2 separate regions of the Mus musculus genome follow, and region 1 is linked to region 2. Evidence: chromatin loops called from intact Hi-C (ENCODE). Cell type or tissue: left cerebral cortex. All regions are shown on one strand. Each heading gives the region's core, and the rest is flanking DNA. Links, peaks and the distances in the headings are about the cores only.

The links. Peaks named below come from ENCODE experiments on the same cell type or tissue, not always from the same donor. Only the 100,000 strongest peaks of a DNase experiment are listed, where the experiment ranks them.
Region 1: it touches region 2 in a loop (3-fold over the local background); 21 of 42 quality-filtered maps call a loop at or near these places.

The regions. Positions count from the first base shown.
Region 1 is chr10:26,691,198-26,707,595 of GRCm38, reverse strand. Gm48893 (a long non-coding RNA gene) reads right to left here and starts at 12,304. Exons shown (of 2, transcript XR_003948859.1): 1 at 11,813-12,304. In left cerebral cortex, for the core only: no CTCF peak of the experiment used is centred there; DNase peaks (open chromatin) are centred at 7,513, 11,127 and 12,268; H3K4me3 peaks cover 1,115 bases; H3K27ac peaks cover 452 bases.
Region 2 is chr10:26,991,961-26,999,960 of GRCm38, reverse strand. It overlaps Lama2 (laminin, alpha 2), which reads left to right. Exons shown (of 65, transcript NM_008481.2): 59 at 6,446-6,558; 60 at 6,859-7,048. Among named protein-coding and RNA genes, the nearest start is that of Gm40618, 14 kb to the right of the region's middle. In left cerebral cortex, for the core only: a CTCF peak has its summit at 4,201 (motif pointing right); DNase peaks (open chromatin) are centred at 3,608, 3,797, 4,230 and 5,528.

The DNA.
Region 1 (16,398 bases), core at 4,274-12,273, 300 kb after region 2:
TTTTATTTTTTTATTTTTGTTTACATTTTACTTTCATATGATGGATATGAGTTGGCTATGCCACAGCATGAACATGGAGATCAGATGTCAACACACAGGGGTCACTTCTCTCCTTCCACCATGTGGACCCTAGGGAGTAACAGATTGCCAGGCTTGGCACCCAGTGTTTTTACCCACTTAACCGTTTAGCCAGCCCCTATCTTCTGATTTTTAATTGACAAAGTAAGATACACTTACCATTTATACCTTGTTTCAAACTATATGTACATTACAGAATATCTGATTAAGCTCATCAATATATGCATTAGTTTTAACTTACCTTGTGGTGAGAATATTTAAAACTATTGTTAGTTTTAATACATTATACTTAACTACAGTCATCATCATGTACAATGACCTCTTTAACTTATCCTTAAAGTAAATTCTATATTTCTCAGCTGCCATATCACTAACGCATGCTCTTTCCCAACCTTTGCCAACTCACAAGTACCATGAATACTCTCTGCTTCTCTGGATTTGGCTTTTTTTCAATTCCATTAAAGATCACATGGTATTTTGTGTTTCTGTGCTTGGCTTATCTTAGTATCCTTTTAGGTTCCTCCATTCTGTTGCTAGTAGTAGAATTTTCTTATTTGAGGCCATATAGTATTGTGCAGAACATGTAGTATTATTCTTTGTCCCACTGGTAAGCACGTTGCCTGACTCCATTTCTTGGCTACCATGAATAATTCTACCATGAACATGGAAATATAGATTTTTTTTTTACATCCTGGCTGCACAATCTTTTAATATATTCCCAGTGATGGAACTGCCAGACCATACGGGTTTTGGTTATTTTGTTTTGTTTTGTTTTGAGACAGGGTTCCCTGACTGTCCTGGAACTCACTTTGTAGATCAGCCTGGCCTCAAACTCAGAAATCTGCCTGCCTCTGCCTCCAGCAGTTTTTTTTTAAGCCAAGGAACCTCTATGAGTTTTCCATAATAGCTGTACTAAATTACACTCCATGATGTATTTATTATCTTATCTTTCTCTTTATCTATCAAAACTCAGATTCTGTGAAGTCAGGAATTGCTTTTGTCTTTTAATCTCTGTTATCACTGGTATTTAGACTGTTTAGCTATCCAATATGTATATGCTAGGGACTCGGAACATATAATCAAAGAGATGCATAGCCTCTCTTTGTGGGTAACATTTGATTGTTCCTCTCTTTGCAGCTAGGCATTGTCCTTTCTGTCTCTCTATCCACTATGGCCAATCTTCTTGTCCCTCACTTTGAAGTCTTCACAATAGTAGACAATGATTTTGGTATTATCAGTTAGCTCCTTCCTTCTGAGCTCTGCAGACACATACCCTCTGAGCATATGACCTTCCCTCTAGGCAAGACTCATTTCAGGACAGCTCTGCATCTTTTGAGATTTCTTTCTCATGTGTCTACTCACTGATGAGATGTTCTCATTTAGAATGTCAGCTTTTTGCATTTCCATCATTCCCGGAGTCACACGTTTCATTCTGTACTGCCACTTCCATCTCTTAAGCAAGCTAGTATCAAGAGATGCATATAATCTACACTTCTGTAATAACCCTTGCTTTCTGAAGGATGACATCACCATCATTACACACTCTGACAGATAGATCAAACCACAACTTCAATTTACTTCAGACACCCCCCTCTCCAAACACACACCTTTTGTTATGGTCATATTTATGCCAAGGTTGTACCAAAAAGGCAGCAGGCTGACCATCTGGGACTTCATATAATTTATATTCTCTAGTTAGTTCAGCTGGGAAACATGAAGGGAACAGTAGCTGGCAATAGGCCAGTACTTTATACCATGACCTGATTTGTAAGACCAAGCATCAATAAGTCTGTCTATAAGACAAGATACACATAGCTGTTGTTGGACAGTGTCAACCTTGCCTCATCTTCACACAAACCCATCCCACACACGAATGTTCCTATTTTATCCTATGTTTCACTTGGTGTCATTATAAGCCCACCCCCCACCACCCTGCAACAACCTAGGCAAACCTCTTGTCAAATCAAAACTCATGCATAGCTGGGCACAGAGCTTCAGACTTTACAGAAGATCTTTACAAAGGAAGATGAAAAACTCATACACAGTCATACCCCCAACTAAAGAGTCTCTTAATACAGAGTTTTGGGCTCTAGTTTCAAGAAATTCTGACTCAGGAAGACAGAGGTAGGGTAAAGTGCTCATGCTCGCGCTCTCCTGTGTGTGTGTGTGTGTGTGTGTGTGTGTGTGTGTGTGTGTGTGAGAGAGAGAGAGAGAGAGAGAGAGAGAGAGATGACAGATTGAGATTTTTCTATCCATCTAATATCTAGGAAATGCACTTATATTTCTTAAAATTTATTTGGTCTCAGTACTTCTCAAAACATTCAATCATTCCTTCATTATGTTGGGACTCATCAGAATTCATCTTAGAAGGCAGTGACCTAAACCGTCTATCTATAACAATGCAAAAACAATGGTAGATATTTCATTTTGCTCTCAGTAAAAGAAAGGTTAATTCATTCGTCCAAAAGGCACCATGCTGAAATTCTACAAAGAAGTAAAGATAAATACAATACAGTCTGTGTGTGTGTGTGTGGGGGGGAACAACCCTATGAGTTATGGACATTAGTAAAAATAAATATGATGCAGAGTTCCTTGTAAAGAGGGTAGTAAGAGTTCTGAAAGCAAGAGTGGAACACAAAAACAATTGCTGACTATATCTATGCAGACGGGAAACTTGTTCCTATCCAATGGCCTAAAAATACCTCCTACAAGCAGAGTGAAAACCAAAAGTCACTTAATTTTGTCCTTGAAATAAAGCGGGTCCCCAGAGCCACATCTTTATTACTGGCCTAGCCCATAAAAGGAATCTAGAAATTCTTGACTGAGGAAATCAACTCTTCTAACAGGTAAATAGTGATAATTTAATCACAGGATACTAACGATCCTAGGAAACACTTTAATTAGTTCTTCCAGTTGAGTAATTCACTGAATCTTGTACTTCTAGATGGGTGTGTTTAAGAGTTCACCAACATGGCCAGGCAGGGGACATACATCTTTAATCTCAGCACTTGAGAGGCAACCGCAGGTAGATCTCTATAACTCCAGCTTGACCTATATAACTAGTTCTAGGCCAGCTAAGGCTACCTAGTAATACTAGGTCTCAAAACAACCCCCCCCCCCAAATCACATAAACAACAACAACAAAAACTCATAACCAGACTCAGAGTAACAATAGTGAGCTGACATTCTCTCTTGCTCTGTGAGTGACTATGGCTTTCCCAAAGAAGCAAACGCAGTGGTGTCCAAGTCTCAGCTAGATGGAAGGCTGAGGCGGGTGGATTTCCACAATGCATGAGAATATGACTAATTCAGGCATCATAGAGATGCCATAGCCCCTTCCCCCAGAGAAATCCCTTGGGAGGAAGAGCCCCTGCTTGTACAGCAAAACAAGGCAAGTACAAGATGCAATTACAGACTGGAAAGGAACTAACTTTCCCTTAAATGCTTCTGAACACCCTTTCTAATCTTAATGAAATGTCTAAGAAAACATGGAAATGCTTACTGAAACCAGCCAGGCCAAAACCTGAATTAATCCAAATGCCTTTAATATGCAAACCCATCCAATCTCGAGATCATTGTTTTTGTTCAGACATCTGTCAAGCTTATATCCCTACACATCAGTAACTATGAGTCATAATATAGAATTGTATACCTTAGGGAGTTGGTAGTTACTTAGTTGGATGGGTTTGGTGATCTATAAACTAATATTTCAGTAATTATTCCTATACTTTTGAGAGAGAAAAAAACAGCATATAAGTTCAAGCATGGCAGAAATGATTGTTCCTTATAAACAAAACTTAGGAGTTTTGTGTGTGCTTCTATTTGGGTCACTATGATGGCTACCAAAGCACCAATGAGCTGGTACATCTACATTTCCTTTTTCGTTATCGTTTTTCCTTATTTGTTTTCTGGCATTAATAGTCTACTTCAAAGCATTATAAATAGCAACAACAAAAAAAAATTAAAACGAGGACTGGGGAGATGACTCAGTGGGTAACGTGCTTCATAAACATGAGCACCTGAATTTGGATTCACAGAAACCGTGTACGGACTGCGTGACACCATCTAGCTCAGGGAGGGAGCAGGGGGGAGTTATCGAAGAGGAAGATCCTGGTGGATTATCTCCCAGACAACCTAGTCAAAATAGTGAACTCCAGTTTCACCGGGAGCAGCTGCTTTAGAAAGAAGATAAATCCGCATCTGGCTGGCACACGTGTGCTTACACGTCTGCACGGATATGTGAACCTCACATACACACACAGAAAGAAACATTTAAGGATCTTTTTATTTTTTTCTTATTCTAAAAAGGGAGTGATAGAGTGTGTCGATTCTGTGGTAGGGACAGGAAAGTAATCTCCAAGCAAAAATGCATCCAGAGCTCAGGGCCTCTAACTATCTAGCGAATGGGCGCGTCCTTCTCTTAGCAGTGTAGGAAGAACCAGGAAAGAGTCCCTAAGTGCTGTTTCTACTTCCAGCAGCCCATTGGTGTCGTGAGCCCCACGAGAGAGTGGCAATTGGGAGCCAGCCAATGCCCCCTTCAAAAGAAAGGCTTCCTTCCTTCCCAGGAAAGGGGAAAATAAAATTTCACACATGGAATGACAACCATTGATGTATCCTTATAAAATCCACTATGAATGGCAAGACTTCTTGTGGAACTGGACACAGCATACCTTTCAACCCAGCAGCCACACTACAACCACCACCCCAGGTTCAAGTTGTTCCTAAAACTATGAATGTCATAAAAATCTCTACCAGGCTGACACTTTGAACCTAGAGTAAAAACATCTCAAATGTACCTTAGTCAAAGCCCACATCAAAAGACAGTCCAAAAAGAAAGACAGCCAAAATTTAACAGTGGTTCTCAGCCTTTATTTCCAAAGGTATGTATATTATGTAAACAGTAACAAAATTATAGCTATGAAGTATCAACAAAATAATTTGTGGTTGGGGGTGAGCACAATATGAGGAACTGTATTAAACAGTCACAGCACTAGGAAGGTTGTGGACCAACGCTCCAGGATCCTTCTCTTTAAAATGCAGGACCCCCATGGAACTTCTGATTTGGAAAGTTCCAGGTGAGGCCTAAGATTATTCTTAGAAAACGTTTTAAACTCCACAGGTGATTCTGAAACACAGCTCAGATCTCAGAGCCACTGTTCTAAACTAATGCTTCTGAGACTAGCACCCCAAGGTGAGAACAGGCTCAAAACGCAAAGTAGAGCATCTCTCAGATCTAGTAAGTTAAGGATTCTTGGGACCCTAGAGGACAAAGGGTGAGCTCCAGGTGAAGGAGCTAGCTACATAATTGCTAAAGTAAAGCTCTCAGAGTTTCCATGAGCCTTTTGTAGTCACAGTAGCATTGACCTCAGCATTATCACTCCATAAAAGGGCCTGGCAGCTGCCTGCTGCTGCTATCCAGACCTCAGCTTGCAGCTCCTTCTCAGGTCACAGCAAAGGGCAACAAACTTTAGCTACCAGGTCAGCACGTTCTCCTTTGCAGGTCATATGGCCTCTGTCACAAACACTCACGTACCCTATACAATGCAGAATGTGAACAAAAACAGCTTGCTCTGATAGCACTTTATTTACAAAAACAGGTTATCAGACCAGATTTCACCCAGAGCTATAATTTATCCAACTCATAAATTTAAAAAAAGGATGCAGCAGAGCTCAAGACAGACAAAACCAGAGCAAACCACACCCAGAAATGTGCACCTTCTGGCAAGCACAAACATCCCCAGCCTAGAAGCCGTTCAAAGACGGACTCTAAAGAAAAAAGTGCTCAATGTCATTTGTCCACCTGCCACTTTTTCAGCAATTAATACCGGTTAGGTCCATCCATATGCACAGAGTCAAACATCAAAGGAGAAGCCATACTGATGGCAGTCTGATAAAAGACAATGCTTTAAGCATCCAGAAACAATGCTTTAATATTGATCACATTATCCTACAAGCGAGGACATGGTGAGGCTAAGCATTATAGTCACAAAAGGATGACATTTGTCCAAGAAATGAATCAATCAATGGGTAGAATAATGCTACAAGCAGCTAAAAGTTAAATATATACATTTATTTATATAGAAAACATATCATTTAATGTAAATATAAAATGTTATATTAAATTAAATATATAAATATTTTAGTAGATATTTAATAATTTATTTATATATTTACTATAATATAATTTGCTATATATTATATGGTCATATATACATATATAAATTCACAATATAAATCTACATATTTTATATAGAAAATATAATATAGACCTATATATTATATATGTATATATAAATATATATTAAATGTATATATATTTAACTTTTATCTATTTATATATTCTAGCTGGAATGAATATACAGACACACACACATTCTGAAGGAAATAGCAGGTACAGTGGCTTAAAGCTCAATATTGGGAACATCAAGAAAGAACTCACAAAATAGTAAGAGAGGAAAGGAGACAGAAAATGAGGATAAGCCAAGAATGACCATGTATTTTTGAGTAGTTTATAGAGTAGTCTAGATATGTGGTATTGAACAGGCTAACACTGCCAAGACCAATCTTAAAGAGAACAACAATTTGGGTATTGTATTCCTTTTGTCACGGTGATCAATAGCCTGAAAAGAAGCAACTTAACGGAGGAAGGGTTAATTTTGGCTCATGGTTCTGAGGGTGGAGTCTATCATGGTGTGGTTGATGGTCATAAGATCATGGTGGCTTGGACTCCTTAGATCTTGCAGAATAGGAAACAAAGACCTGGGCCAGATGTGGAGGAGTTCAAACCCTCTTCTAGCTAGGTTCCAAACTCAGATGTTCCACAACCTCCCAAAACAGTGCTACCAGCTGGGGAACAATTATGCTCACACCTAAGCCTGTGGATACTTTTATATGCAAATGTCAGCAGGAACTACTACAGGACAGTGCTTAACAGAGCCAGGACTCAAGAGTTCATTGAACCAAAGCCACAGCTTATAGCATGAAAGGGAGAAGCATTTGTGTGTGGCTTTTCTTTATTTGCACAGATACTCTTTCTTTGAGGAAGTGCTAAAGAACTTTCTTCCTTTTCATTTGAAAGGCTTATAAAAAATAAGACTCCTGACTGAGTGGAAGGCTTAGCTCAAAGAACCATGAGTTCAAGACCACACTCTAAAAAATAAATGAAAGGGGGCTGGGGAGGTTAAAACTCCCAAGTCAGGGAATACAATATGAAGAATAGCTTAAATTAACATCCTGTCATGGAGGAGGTTGGATTTTAGATGTCTGGAAACAAACCACTACAGCTTCGATCCACAAAATAAGAAAAGCCATTCTAGCTTGAAAATACAAACTGCTGTTATTTTTAAGTACCAGTCAAGGCATGATGCTCACATACCCATGGCACATAGGTTTTGATCACACAGCTTCCTATCCCTCCTACTCTGCCCTTACTCATTCCTTGTGGCAGCCACAGCACTTTCAAATGCCAGATCCTCCAATAAATTCCACTTTGCTTTAAAATTCCAGTCGCCTCCCCCTTCCCTGAGGCTCCTTGCTACTTTCTTGGCTTCTGCAGTTCCTCCAGGTTATTTATTCAAGTCTAGAGACCAGGATCCGAGTTCCTCAAGACAGAACAAGCTGCATTTGTCTTCTGGGTCTCCGTTACCACACTCAAGAGTATTTTCTAATTCTATGCATTTACCTGCGAGTTTCATTTATTTGCATACAAAAGGGAGCTACGCCCATGGAATCTTAACTATATGGTTGCCTAAATAAGACCTGAAGAATGTAGTCACCAAGTGACATGCCACTACAACTGGGGGAAACTTCACGAGGTTCCTCTCCTAGATGATGAACTACAGGCAGCCAATGGCTGCCAAGTGAGGGAGATTCCATTTTTTCCCTCAGGGAAAAGCTCCCTTGATAGGCTATCAAATCTCAAGTACAAACACATACAAGCAATACTAGATGGGTGCCATAGGTGGTATGTATGTATATGTATACATAAAAAGAGGGAGTGGGGGATATGAAGAGGAGTTTCCGTGGAGAGGAGGATAAAAACTATGTAAACACAGTAATCAGGTACTAAACTCTCAAAAGAATTTTAAATTTTAAATTAAAATAGAAATTTAGTTTCTACAGAAAGCCCACGACTAACCTGGTCTCCTACATCTTCAGCCCATACACACGAAGGTCCCTATCTCCTTAGCCCTGCTTACTGACACTCGTTATTTTAGACACACACATTGTGACCACATATTCTCCAATGAACTCCACTCTGTGTGTGTAACAAAGCATTTCTGTAACAAAGGCAAAGAAAGCAAAGCAGCAAAAACCACAGGAATATGTTCCCTGATTTTAACCCTGCTCCCAGATCAACCCCAGCTCCTGCCATGCATAGGGGTAGGTGTGGGGTCCTGTAAACCTGCCTAAAGTTCTTTACGGCTCTAAGAAAGTTCAAATATTCAGATTCTGAGTGAACTGGATGTTTGAAGGATGCTAGGCATGACCTATGCCTATCCTCCTTTGTTGGCCTACTTGACCAAAACCATGCACACACAGAAGCAGGACCAGGCTTTCTCAAAGCTCAGCCCTGTGCCTTTATTCTCAGACTATCTCCAGCAGGGGCAACCTGAACGTCCTGGCTGAAGCTAACACCACTTTTGAGGATAAGGTACACTCCCTGGCAAACTTGGACACGAGTACATCAATCCTAGAATTAATTGGATACTTTAGGATTTTTGCCTAGATCCCAGTTAACATTTTTCTCAACCTGGACAGAGACCATTGTCCTTTTATACGTTGATAAAATGAAAGCTATGGGTAAACTAAGCAAAAGAAGTCTCATTTAATAAAAAATGAAGCAGCTGAGAACCGGGACTAAAATCTTGTGTGTTACACAAATATAATTGATTAGCTCTTTGAAACTGACTGGAACCATCTGCTGGGGGGTGGTGAAGGATGGATACCTCATTAATGAAATAAAACTACTCTTACTCATGAAGACTTTCAGTGAACTTCTTGGCTATTTCCTAGTACAGGATTTGAGAATGAGCAGGCCACAGCTAATCTTGATCCTCATGCTAAACACTAGCTGAGTTCGTCTCAAAATATGGTAGACTTTTGTTCTTTTACCATACTAAGTTCTTCTAAAAAGTAGTAGAGGCAGGAATGCATTCTCATACAATGAAGAGCAAGGAAGGTATGTGCTTAGCTGTGTTAGAACTCGATACCTATCTAGTCCCATTGAATTACTAAGAGAAAATGAAGTTTTCTAGCATTTCTAGCATGTGCTCCACAGCTTAGCTCACCATACAAACCCTCTTTCCTGTACGGTTTTGGAGACACACTATTGGTGCCTAGTGAAGATGGATCTCAATGAAAGAGGAGGACCCCCGCCCCCACATACACCCTTGGTCTCACAGTCCTAAAACAGAAGCACAGAGACAAAACTGAATAGTTTGCCTCTTCCTCCGGAGTCATAATTCAAAGATGGTGAAGGAGAGGAGAGCCAGAAGCACTGTCTGTCCTGACCATTCAAATATGCAAATGACTTTGTTCTCTTCTTCCTTTTGAGGAAGCTATTCCAGGTGATTGCATATGAGATTTTTAACAAGAGAGCACTTGAAAAGTCAAACTATACTCAAGACAGTTACTGTTCAGTAAGGACTTATAAACATACTTTCCAAAAGTCCCATAAAGAGAGCAAGAACCAGCCAAGGAAAGGGTCTGGGAGATGGTTTTGATCTTGTGGCTGTTCTTTTCTCAAGACCTTAGGTTATTGGGAGCTTCTGACAAGGGTACGGCTTGTATTAACTACACAGAGACTTGTAAATGGAGGAGACCTTGGAGATCTTCAGCGAGAGTCAATCTGAGCCCTGTCCTTTACAGGTAGTTTTTGTAGGGTCATGGGTAAGCAGAGAGCTCAGAGTAGGGTTGCTGCTCATGATATTACCTGTGTATTTAAACCACCACCACCACAATTATAACAACAATGATGATGATAATGATTAGCCGCAGCAACAAAAGGAAAGCATAGGTCTCCTCCAGGGAAATCAAACTGTAAAAAGGGGTTTTTCTTTTGCACACACAAAAAAACTTTAATTAGAATCTTCTACTTCAGAACAAACTAGAAACAGGGAGTTTCAACTCTCTCAATTGAAGCAAGGTGCTCAAATTTGTGCCTCTTATTCCATTTCATCTAGAGGTTACAATGTGTTTCGAAGTTTCCATCATTATCTTTAATTGGCCCTTTTCAAGGCTAGGACACACAGCTCTGGCCTTTCCCACCTGCTTTAATTTCGTGTGTCAGGTCCATGTTCACAACTGGTATAGATCTGCTGTGGCGGACGGCAGGTGCTTACGGGGGACATCAATGCCAAAATAAAGCAGGTGTTAAAGCAATAGCTGATTGTGTCAAGACTGATAGTGTCACCTGCTTATTGTTAAATGTGCCCACAGAGGAATGTTTTGCAAGCAGTAGCTGACATTTTAATAAAGACTTTAAAAGCCTTGTCCACAAAGTTCATCTTTCCGACAATTAACAGCTGAGCATCACGCACCCCCACGCCGTTTTCTTCCTCCTCATCTTTTCATGTTTACTCTGTATTTGCACTGTTTTAGCTTTGATACAGGGGGAAAGGAAATCAATTCTTCAACATCTAAGGGAAATAAGTTACTATTTTGTGTAAGCTATTAATGTGAATTATTTTAGTAAGGATGAAAGATATCTAATACCAAAGTAGGACAAAGGCATCTTCCTAACCCACTGACTAAGTCGACGATGGTCAGGTAAGGCTCAGGAAGCTATAACCATTTCATTTGCTTGCAGAGTGCTTCCTTCTTTAAAACATCCAGGCAATGTGATAGCAACGGAAGTTGTCGCTGCAATTAAATGGCCATTTGGGTGCCTTTTCTTTTGAAATGTGTGTTTTAGATTTGATTCAACTGCTTCTGGTTTAAGTTCTAAAAGCTCACCACACTCCTGCTTGCTTTACATGAAGAACCATCTGGAAGTCTGACTCCACAGTTTCCAATCCATACATACATACACACACACACACACACACACACACAAACTCACACACCCTTACCTACCTAACTGCATTTGGAAAATGGCTCTTTTCAGCTGATGTCTCTGAAGATATCCCATCTTGCCCAACATTCTGTACAAAGTTATGTGCTTATTTCTCAAAAATAAATACTGGGCACCTCTCGACAGCAATACAAACACCAGGTGAACACGGTGTGCACACAGCCAGCTACATAAGTTGATGCTACATAAGTTAATGTTAAGGTGTTAGCGTCACCTGTACTCTTTTTGGCTGACAGGGTAATTTTTTTTGAAGTTTTAGGGCTTTTATGTTTTATTTTTAATCAGTTTACTTATAGTCCAAGTTCTTTTACTTAATGGGAAAAAAAAGCAGGGAGCTTCATTTCTAAATATAATAAATTATCTTTAACCTGATCTTGCCAATGGAACGTTAAATGGCAGGATCAAGGCAAAATTCTACCAAGGTGGCCAGTTTTGGAGTCCAAAGAGGTAGAAGTCAGAGGGAATAAGAATGCTGTGTTTAATCTCTGTCAGAATTTTTTTTTTTAATCAATCCCCCAAGAGATCCCTTCCCCAGTCTCCTTTAAGAAGAAACTATTAACGCTGCGGTGAAGATCTCAATAGATAAAAGCTCTTTAACCATCCCTCTGAGATCTGACAACCCTCTTAAGTTAACGAAACCGGCAGAGACGCTCCCCTTACCTGCCGTAAAAGCAATGCACAAACCTAGTCACTGCTGCAACTACTTCCTCAGGTCCAGAGCGGGGGGTACCTCAGAGTCCCAAGAAATGGGGAAACGTGATCACGAGAAAGCATGGTCATAAGAGGTCCGTGACAGTCGCTTTCCTCCAGGCGCTATAACCCCTTCTCTGTGCCTCTCACCGGCCCCCTCAGGTGAGCCGAGATCCGGAGCCTGTTATTTCTGCTCCATCAGCAGGGCAGCTGTTTTAAGGACTGTGCGGGCCCGTGGGCACCAGAGGAGGAAGACCCGTTAGCAGGCAGCCTGCGCAAGTTTCAGCTGGTGCATGCCCGCGACCCCTGGCTGCTCAGCTGCTGCTGCTGAGGAGGATCCAAAGCTGATCCTGGTGCAGTGATCGGCTTCCCGGCAAGGAGCAGCAGCTGCGCACAAGCCTGCTGCCTTCAGGTCTAGTGCTAGCTGCTGTGCCAAAGGAAGCTCTCGGTGTGCACACACACAAAAAGAGAGGCTGTCTACTGGGCATGCTCAGACCCCAGCTGTCTCTCCAGGGCCTGTCAACTCTTGACATCTCTAAATATGAAAAAGGGATATTGAGGAAGCTGTGTAAGATGAGATTCAGAGGAGGCAATTTTAAGTTTGGGCATGACCTCCTTCCTCACCCCTCTGCTGTAAAAAGCAAAAAGCAAAAAACAAAAAAATAAAAAACAAAAAACAAAAAAAGATGCACTGTTGTGGATTTGACAATTCTTTTGACAGGTTGACAGGACCGTTTTGGAAGCTATCGATAGCTTTTAATCTCAACTGTCCCTATGCAATTAAACTGTCCCTGGGGTCAAGCACCCCTGGCTTAGGCAGTGAAACCCATTACTATCATTGATGGCTTAGGTATAGAATTGCCTATATTAGAAAGATTAAGCAATGAGCCACAAAATTATTGATCTCTGTGTATAATATGCTGCCTAGACTAATTTCTCAATGCAATGTTCTATAAAGTGATTTGCAATGTTAGATGGAAATGTTAATCCATATATTATGTTAATATATAGATTCATCTGCATATTAAAATAGCATACATTTTGAAACTTCAGTCTTACCCTCAGTGTCAGCAGAGAACATCTAATAATTCCGAATTATGAACACAAATCTTTCCTCGAGACTTGATAAATGGCAAGAATTCTACTAGTGTTCCTGTGAGGCTCAACTCTGGGATTGGTACGTTAATCTGAACTTTACATTGCCTGTAAACTGAGAAGCCAATGTTCTTGAATTTCCTGTAAACAAAGATCCCGATTCTTGTCCTTCTGTGGGGCTAGTCAAGTATTTTAAAAAAAAAATAGTACACTGTAGGTTTCCATCATAAGAAAATTGACTTGTCGATACTGTCTGCATTTTGATGTTTTGTGTGTTCCTTCTCCTCCTCTGCCCCTCCTCCCCCTCCCTCGTTCTCTTCTATCCTCTCAACCCTGCTGATCCTTTCTCTACATCCTTCTACCTCCCCCTAGGAATTCCAAGTGTCTCCTAAGATCAGAGAGCCCTGTCTGGCTACCCACCCTGTGAGGCCCCAGGGTTCACTTTATCACTCCAGCTTTAGAATCATCTCTAGTCAATTCTGTCTGACTACCAACTGTGAAGTGTTCCCTACTGCTGTGGAACACGCTGGGCATTTGCATCTGTATGATTGTAGACATCTGTCCCATTGCTATCATGTGCTTCAAGAATAAATGGAGGCACAAGAAGGAATCCTCCTACTGGGGTGGCCACTGGAGAAATTGATGGAGTTCATTCATTTATACATGTTTCCTGGAGGAGATGATTCCAGAAACAGAAAGATCTTTCTCAGGATCGAGCAATGCAAAAATCCCATAGGGAGAAGGGAAGGGTATAGCCTGGTTTGTGCAGACTTAACACTTAGATGACTAGGGTAGAGACAGTTTGTGTTTGTGTGTGTGTGTGTGTGTGTGTGTGTGTGTGTGTGTGCATTTGGAGACTAGAGCACAGCCTTTAGAAATGCCATGCTTCTTCTTTGAGACAGAGTTTCTCATTAGCTTGGAGCTCACCAACCAGGCTAGATGAGCCAGCAAGCCCCCCTGCCCTTGCCTGCCTCCCAGCACTGGGAGAATGATTAGTCACCATTCCTGGACTTGTGTTTGTTACTTGTACGCTCTATTTTGTTTCTCGTGTATTCTAGGATGAACTCAGGTCCTCGTGTTTGTGAGGTGAGCACCTTACGCACTGAGCTATCTCCCCACTTCAGTTCTGCTTACTGGCTCCTCACCCCAGCCTTGTTATGTGATTTTTTTTTTTTTTTAAATCCCAACAGGAATAAAGCAGAAATCAAGATTCACCTTCTACTGCTCCAGGCCCCAGGCTCATTATCTCAGCCTCAGTGCAGAGATTCTTCACCTCTTCTCCCTTATTTATTTCCTACATTTTAAAAAATAACATTTTTTTCTGTTCTTTATATTGTAGGAACTTGTTTCTAAAATGTATGGTGTCCTCATTACCAAAACCAAGCGTTTCTCCATTTGGTTTCAAAATTTTGGGTTACCTGTGCCTAATTATCTTCAATTCTTTATAAGCATCACATTTGGTTACCACAAGCGGCATCTCTTAGGCCCAGAAAAGAAATTCCTCCCATTACATAATAATCAAAACACCAAATGTACTAAACAAAGAAAGAATATTAAAAGGAGTAAGGGAAGAAGATCAAGTAACATATAAAGGCAGACCTATCAGAATTACACAAGACTTCTCACCAGAGACTATGAAAGCTAGAAAATCCTGGGCAGATGTCATACAGACCCTAAGAGAACACAAATGCCAGCCCAGGCTACTATACCCAACAAAACTCTCAATTACCATAGATGAAGAAACCAAGATATTCCATGACAAAACCAAATTTATAAAATATCTTTTCATAAATCCAGCCCTACAAAGGATAATAGATGGAAAACACCAAAACATGGAGGGAATTTACACCCTAGAAAAAGCAAGAAAGTGATCTTTCAACAACTCCAAAAAAAAAAGATAGCCACACGAACATAATTCCACCTCTAACAACAAAAATAACAGGAAGTAACAAGCACTTTTCCTTAATATCTTTCAACATCAATGGACTCAATTCCCCCAAAAAGACATAGACTAACAGACTGGATACATAATCAGGACCCAACATTTTGCTAGATACAAGAAACGCACCTCAGTGACAAAGGCAGACACTACCTCAGAGTAAAAGGCGGGAAAGCAATTTTCCAAGCAAATGGTCCCAAGAAACAAGCTGGATTAGCCATTCTAATATTGAATAAAATCAACTTTCAACCAAAAGTTACCAAAAAAGATAAGGAAGGACACTTCATACTGGTCAAAGGAAAAATCTACCAAGATCAACTCTCAATTCTGAATATCTATGCTCCAAATACAAGGGCGTCCACATTCATAAAAGAAACTTTGCTAAAACTAAAAGCACACATTGCACCCCACACAATAATAGTAGGAGACTTCAACACCCCACTCTCAGCAATGGACAGATCATGGAAACAGAAACTGAACAGAGACACAGTGAAACTAACAGAAGTTATGAAACAAATGGATCTAACAGATATTTATAGAACATTTCATCCTAAAGCAAAAGAATATACCTTCTTCTCAACACCTCATGGTACCTTCTCCAAAATTGACCATATAATGGGTCACAAAACCAGCCTCAACAGATGCAAGACGACTGAAATAATCACAAACATCCTATCAGATAACCATGAACTAAGGCTGGTCTTAAATACCAACAAAAACATCGGAAAGCCAACATACACATGGAAGCTGAACAATGCTTTACTCAATGATAACTTGGGTCAAGGAAGAAATAAAGCAGCTAAAGGCTTTTTAGAATTTAAGGAAAATGAAGACACATCATACCAAAACATATGGGACACAATTGAAATCAGTGGTAAGAGGAAAACTCATAGCTCTGAGTGCCTCCAAAAAGAAATTGGAGAGAGTATACACTAGCAGTCTGACAGCACACCTGAAAGCTCTAGAACAACAAGAAGCAAATATACCAAAGAGGTGTAGACGGCAGGAAAGAATCAAACTCAGGGCTGAAATCAACCAAAAAGAAACAAAAAGAACTATACAAAGCAAAACCAGGAGCTGGTTCTTTGAGAAAATCAACAAGATAGATAAACCCTTAGCCAGACTAACTAGAGACAGTATCCAAATTAATAAAATCAGAAATGGAAAGGGAGACATAACAGCAAAATATATCTTAAAATAATTATTTTGTTTGGTGAATATTAACAGTTGAAAATATTAAAATCATGTTCTACAAACATCATGGAAATATTACTGATAATTTTTCTCACTGGGCTTGAAATCAGCATTTTCTTAATGTTTATCTTCACAGTGTTTTTGCTATTTGGAAATTTTTAAAATATATTTACTGATGAAATAATTTCTCTCCTAGAAACACTGATAATCTTTTTTAAGTAAACTGATTGTTAGACATTGTACACAGATATATAGTGTGTTTGTAAATACTCTCTCACTATGTCAGGTGATATCATATAAGGGCTTTTGAATATATTTCTTAATGATT
Region 2 (8,000 bases), core at 1-8,000:
CTCTACCCAATGTGATGTGTAGCTCTCATAACAGCTCTGTGGACTCTGAATTGGCATCTCACTTTCAGAAGGTTGGGTGAGAATTTGTCATCTGAAGATAACTCACAAGTTCACTCAAACACTTGTCATAATGGTGATTTTAATCCAGTAGGTCAGAGTTTAAAAGCTAGCCTTTATAAGTTGTTGTTCTTGGGCAGCCCTTTGAGGGCTACTGGGTGGATTTCTAGCTTTCACTATTAGAAGGAACCAGGTTCATCTGAGAATTAAAGTCCTTCATCACAGCTCATTATTTTATTAGATTTCCAGTAGGAAATCATGAAGCCAAGAGACAGGTGAGATAAGGGTCTCAGCTGTGTCCGAATTGTTTTTTCCAGATGTTACTGCAGCTTACAGGTTCACCATAACATCAGATATGGTCTATCTCACTGCATTAGAGATGGTCTATCTCACTGCATTTAGGAGCATATGTATCAATTGCAGTTCTGATCCATGGCTAATAATGGCTGAAGCCTTAAGATCTTGAAAACACTTGGATACAGCATCCTTTGGCTTATTCATTCAAGATACTTATTACATGACAAGCCAAATAGTTATTCAGAAATCTGATTATTTAATGAATCAGCATTTAAGCCTCTGAAAAATGAGTCTTCCAGCACTAGAATTTTTATCATGAAATTTTAATAATGACTATATTGTAATCAATATTCTTATGATGATATAAATTTCAATGAGTGTGGTATTGAAACTTTGAAAAGTGGTACTTTATTTTTATGATATTTATCTTCACTTATGTACATTATTAGGGACATTTTTATCCCCGTCTTTACAAAAAGAAATGCATAGAGTCATCAATTAACAACTGGAAGGCTGTGGTCAAGTTGGGTGATTTCCCCCTGGGGTACTGCTGAGATCTGCTACATAGGTGCTTCCAACAAATGCAACAACTAGTTAACTCCTAATTAGTAATCATGTTTGGTCAAGCAAAACCTCTTGGACCTTCTCATCAGTAGTTCTCCATCTTTGTGTGTTTGTTTGTTTGGGATGGGATAGAGAAGGCCATTAGTGGCCTTTATTGAACACTTCATTTTTCCCTGTGAAATGAATAACTCAATTTATGCCTAGTACATTGTTAGCCATCCAAAGTTAGACAGCGCTTCCCTCATATTATCTTATCTGACAGTGCCAGAACCTAGCCAGCATCCCCCTTGTCCTTCTCTCTTATGATACAACTCATTTGTGTCTAGGATATCCCTGTATATTCTAAACAATTTCCTCTAAGGGGTCCCTCAAGCACATCACTCTAGCTTCTGAAGAGCACAGTTTTCAAAAATATGGAGACTTTTTTTTTTTTTTAAAGATTTATTTATTTATTATTATATGTAGTAAGCACACTGTAGCTGTCTTCAGATGCACCAGAAGAGGGCGTCAAATCTCATCCCGGGTGGTTGTGAACCACCATGTGGTTGCTGGGAATTGAACTCAGGACCTTCGGAAGAGCAGTCAGTGCTCTTACCCGCTGAGCCACCTCTCCAGCCCCAATGGAGACTTTTACAAATGAGTTTTCTTGGAGCCTCATATTCTAATTCTGGTTTTCATTTTCTCCTAGCAAGATGATTTGTTTTCAAAAACATAGCATTGCACTTAGTAGCTAAGCCAAGGGCTTGAGGAGAAGGTTAACCTCTTGATCAGGAAGAACCACATCGCTGGCAGAAGAGATCTTGGACATCCTAGCTCCTCTTTGCTTATGGTTTAATGTCTATGAATATTTGCTTGCATGTATGTATGTATGAGCACCACATGACACACGCAGCATTCAAAAAAATGTACTAGATCCGTTAGAACTGGAGGTAAGGACAGTTGTGAGTCATCATATGGATGCTGGAAATTGAACACAGGGTCCTCTGCAAGAAGAATAATGTTGTTCTAATCCATCTCTCCAGCACATAAGTGACCCCATAAGAGAAATTACAAAACGGTCTTGGATTATACTCACAAATAATAGAGCACCAAGCCACACCTGAATTGCCCCCCCCACATTGAATTAATTGAAGACTGTAGGGTCAGAATCATAGTTTTAGAACTTTCCAACTTCATGAAATTGTTTAAGACAGAGTCTTACTGTGTAGACCACACTGGTCTGAGACTCATAGGAGATTCACTAGCCTCTGCCTCTCAAGTGTTGAAGTTCAAGGCCTGTGCTACCATACCAAGCAGAATTTTAAAGATTCAGCTCCTATTTCATAATGATACATATTATCCAATTTAATTTGATTTACGTTTTCTCTTTGGGGGAAAAAAGGAGCCTTCTTTCTAAATGTGAATAAAAGTTAAGACAAAAAGTTACCTTAGTATTTTATTTTATAAAATATAATCATTGAGTGCGGAATATATGTAAGATTTATATCTTCATGGCAAACTAGGAAGGAACAGAGAAGGAGGAAGAGACCACCTGCCATTGATAGATGAGCTATGTAGGTGATATCCTGCTCCTGAAGTGATCCAACTAGCTTTGATGATCATTAGGTGAGGAATTACATACTGTCCATAAAACAGCTAGAAGCATGTCTAGCCTGTGGTGACAACCATCATGCTATCTCCTTTTGTGAGAACTAGGTGATGGAGACTTTCACACTTTCAGGGTAAACATAAGTACTGGGGGCGGGGGAGGGGGCAGATACTGAAATGTGTTCTCTTTGTAAGCAATTTCAAACTCAGGCATGAAATGCTTCTTAGATCTTGTTTTCAACATTTCAAGTTGGAATTTTTAAAATCATCACAGGTTCATCTTGGTGATGGTAACTTCTACCTACAAGCCCCATATTTCCTGACTGACAGGAGTTGTCTTTCTTGCCCACTTGTTCCTTCCTCACACTCTTCACCCCTAACTTTGCCAGCAGCTTATAATGTAAAGAAAGCATTCACTATGCTTCAGGCTAATTGAAGAGTATCCTGGGAAAAGGCCTGTGAAATGGATATGTCAATTCTGTGGTTATATGTGGTCTACCATCCTAGATTAGACTGTATTTTCTCCATGTTATCTTATCTCACAGAACTGGAGTCTAGTAGTCCCTTGTACTATCTCCCTGATTATTTAGCCCATTACTATCTGGGGAGAAAGACATCCCTGCTTATTATGTTTGTGGATATTACTCATCTACAATGATGGGGATGGAGTTGATAAGCATCTGGGCTTATCAATGCAGAAATGCATCAATATGTTCACATGGGATGAGTGGCTGCAGCATTGACTCCAAGCCTTTTTTTGATAAGCACAGTCCACAGGGATTGGCATACGACAAGTTGGTTGCATTTCTTTTATGTGAATCTTGCTGGAAAGTTGAATGTGGCACTTTCAGATTCTGGTAGAAATGAAGAGTTCAGATAAGGTTCTTAGAAAATTGAAGAGATGTGAGCTGAGAAGAAAAAAAAAAAGCAAAGCAAGAGAGAATGGTTCCTGCAGCAACGGGAGTGCCAGTATGCTAAAAGCTATAGATAGTCGAAGCCATAGGATAAGTCAGCCTTGGGCACTGACATGTATTGAAAGGGAAAACATATTCTCCACACCCCAGGTGGGGCCGTCTTATGACAAATCCCTGTAAATGACCAGTTCCACCAAGGAGCTCACATCCAAGGAGTTCACATGATTCAGTGAACAGCAGCAGGCATTGTATGCATCAGGACATCAAAGTCAGTGCTGAAAAAGTACCTATTTAGTATTCACCCACAAAGATCACCGAAGGAAAGCATCAGATGGGACTTTAGCCCACACTTATTAACGGGATCATTGACTCATGAAGGAAGGAAATTACACAATTTTTAGCATGACTCATCACTTGCTGCTCGTTTTGATAAATGCCGTTGGAATCTCTGCTCTACAGCTATCTAAACTCAAAGTCCACTTACCAAGAAATCATACATTGCTTTGAATTTGTTAATGAATTTACAAGTGTCAGCACTGCACCGGAATTAGAAATGACCACTGACCTGAACTTTTAACAGAGTGGGAAGGTTTGCTAGGACAACTGACCCCTCTCCTTGTGACTGTGACTGCAAGGAGCATGGCTTCCTTTCCAGCTACTTCAGTGACAAATACACTACTCTAGTAGGCTCCCCATATCCCTGTGTGCCTCAGAATTGTCACCTGCAAAGCAGAAACAAGCCATCCTGTCCTTTATCCCCTTTCCCCTGTGTGCTACATGTATTATGAAGCATCACCACCAGATGGCGGAAGTGTAACATGTTGAGATTGATTGAGGCTGGGTGTTTTTTTTTTTTAATTACTATTATTGCTGCTGTTATTGCTGTTTTAGCATTTTTCAGAGATTATTGTTTCCAAAACATAGGAAAAGCATGTCCTTGGGCCTAGAAGTGACGCGTATCCCTTACACCATGTTCCTCTTGTGTATATGAGTATGCTATATAATGACATAGGAGTCGAAGGACCTATGCTAAATCCTCTCTCCTCCAACTGAATGTGTTTATGAAATGACTGTCTAGAAAATCTGATAATATGTTCAAGGTGTGGGGGACTGCTGCTCAGCTGTGGCTCTGTTCAATAACTCTCCAGCTTACCAACAGTCATGTTGGCGCTGTATTGTGGAATGTCACATGACATTCCACAATACAGCGCCAATAAAACGCCCGTTATTCACAACTGCCATCTGTCCATTCTAGTAGCCATATTAAAATATGGCTTATATTAGCATATTATCTTAGCATATTATTTGGTGAATGACCAAGTGACTGTGGCAGCACTAACAGCAACATTACCCACAGGTAGATTTCTTCAGCCTGCACATTATTGTTCCGTAAGTCCATGGCATCCATTGATGTTATTAGTGTCTGTTTTCAGAGGTAAACATTTAGAGATGTTTTGGTGAAATTCTGTCCACAAGAACTCACAACATATGGAATCCTCTTGGAGAATTCTAAGGAAGGCTGCATACTACAGTATTTGCAAGAATGATTCTTGCTCTATTAATAGCCTTTTCGGGCCAGGACATTAAGTCACCATTTGAGCTTCTTTTGTTGGCCATGTAATAGCAAAGGCATTGCTGTGTGTTGTGAATAGATTATCCTGCCCTGCCCACTGGGCTTTTACATAGATGTATGAATTTCAGCCAGTCTTCTTTTTATAAATGACCATCTCCTGGGAGGCAAAAAAGTAACTACCTCCATAAAGACCAATTTTATAGCTTTCCTGAAACACTTTTAAGCCCTTTTGCCTGCTGTGGCATAATATAGGTCGCTTTTGACCAAGCTCAAGAGAAGAGAGAATGAGGCTTTTTCTCACATAAAGATGTCCCGAGTGCTGATAAGTCATGTCTGAGGTACTCTGTTGGAGAACACTCCTCACAAAAGCTTGCCCTAGGCTGTTTGAGAGGACCTACCTAGTCAGCACTGGCTGGGTCTGCCTCCCTCCCGAAGCCATTAAACTCAGATCTGAAAAGCTGATGAGTTCGTGCAAGGGTGCATGTTATTGTTATGAATTCTCACACACCCCAGGCTCTAAACAACTTCATCAGCCACCTGTACATCAAGCTAGCCTGTGAAAACAGAGAGTGTGGAGAAGGCTTGCGGCTTTGTCATTTGAAAAACCTTATTTCCTGAGCCATGCATTATAATCCAAGTCGCCAGGACTGGTTATGTGATTGGTGAGGCCATGTGCAAAGGGAAAATGCAGGGCCACTTCATCAAACATTATTATGAATTTCCAGGTGGTGACAGCATAGCATTAGAGCAAGTGACTGCACATCTGTGTACCTAGCTGTCTCGCTCAAGCACCCTAGGAAGCTGATCTTTGAACAGCAGCAGGGGAAATGGTGTATGGTGGGTTGCATTAAAAAAAAAAAAAAAAAAAAAAAAAAAAAGCCCACACGTGCAGGTTGCCTAGCAACTAGCTAAGGCCCTGAGTGGGCTGACTTGCAGGTTGCCATCTTGAAATTCTGAATTTACAGCAACCTTCTAGTGGGCTGATAATTTCCAAGGAAAAATACTATAGTGGGAAATGGAAATGGGGAGATGAGGGGGAACACATTTTTCTATTCTTATAATCCAAGTAGCTAGCCCATAGTTCTCCCTGGTCCATCTTCTAAAAAGAAAACCCCTCATTGGTGAAATAAATGTGGAAAAGGAATTGCAGCTTCCCCAGAAATATAAGCAATGTTTTCCCTAGAGAGTAAGGAAAATATAAATGTATCCATACATTTTTTAACACATTCCTTTAGCAATCCCAAGGCATTACTAAGGAAAACTAGTTTGAATTCACTGAGCATTTCATAAGTACCTGTCCTGAATATTACAGAAATAAATAAGAGGTGGGTTTTAGTGTTAGGGAATTCTGCATTGTTCAAGGTCAGGAAGGGAATACATTAAATACACTCCAACAGCAACATTGTCCGTGTATCTGGCCATGATCTCATCTCCTGTCCTTGGTATTTCTCAGGGCCCTTGTGTTGCAGAATCAGAACCAGCTCTTCTGACAGGGAGCAAGCAGTTTGGGCTTTCCAGAAACAGCCACATTGCAATTGCTTTTGATGACACCAAAGTTAAAAATCGGTATGTATTATTCTGCAACACGGCACAAGAGCTGCTGAATATTCACATTTAATCAAGTCTCATCAATTATGTGTAAAATTCCTAGTGTTAGAGATTTGTTTTTTAATTCTCTGAGTAAAGTAAAAAAAAAAAAAAAAGAATTCTGCCTGCCTTGAACTCAAGTATAGAAGATTCGTAACTCTAGACATCCCCTCTGCTTCAGATTTTCTATCCTCCTTATATATCCTTGTAGAAACCATTTTGTTTTAGCCTAACGAGACTCTTGGTCTTCCATTTTCTTTCCACATTTGTATTTTGCAGCCTCACCATTGAGCTGGAGGTACGAACTGAAGCTGAATCAGGCTTGCTCTTCTACATGGCTCGGATCAATCATGCTGATTTTGCTACTGTTCAGCTGAGGAATGGCTTCCCGTACTTCAGTTATGATTTGGGGAGTGGGGACACAAGCACCATGATCCCCACAAAAATCAACGATGGCCAGTGGCACAAGGTAACAGTCCCAGAATGCAGGTAGTCTTCTAAGAAGAATCCTCGAGACAGGCATAGACTGTCCCCTGCCAGAACTGTTGCGCTAATGCAGATCCTAACTCTAGAGTCACAGAACTATGGCAGAGACCAGACAAATGGCCAGAGGTGTGTACATAGGCCACAGCTTGAGAACATGTCTTGATGTGAGTAGCTTTCTGATTCATCACTTATGGGCTTATTGTGATACTACAGAGTCCTGCCCTTGGTAATGGAACTATGTTCCCAAGCAACTGTCAGAAAACCAGGCTCAAGCCATAGCAGATGGTTACATCGGTTTAATCCGGAATGAGAAGACAACAACAGAGTGCTTTCATCATGAGGCTTCCATATTCAGCTTAGAGAAACAATGTTTTTTCCAAGACTATACATTCCTCTCTACTAAGAAAACAATACATGACCAAAGTATAAGCTGGAAACATTAAGATGGGCTCTAAGACTTAGCCCTCACCCAAGCACACACTGATCTGAAAATCAAGAGACTGAAAATCTCCCCAAGACCAAGCATAGTGGCCTCAAGGCACCATTTCCATCCAAAGCCATTGGCAACAACTTTAAACGTTGGCCTTACATCCAGACCTGGTGCTATTGTGGGCACAGAAGGCTCATTTGCCAACTTACTCCTCTTTGGCATGACTGCAGATAGATAAATATGTGGCCTGATTAAAATAAACTCTTGAAATTTGCCTCTGCACCTGTGATAGCCTATTAAGTAAAGTTTCCCTAGGTAGACCAATAAAAAGTTTAATTTTCAGAGTACAATATTAGTAGATGTTGGATTTGATATATTAACCTGCTTTGGCTTGTCATGTTGGAGAGAGAGCCAACAAATGGAAGGAAATAGAATTACAATATAAACCTCAAGCCAATCAATTTGTTACCCTGGAAATAAGAAGTGAGATCTTTTTGACTTGAGA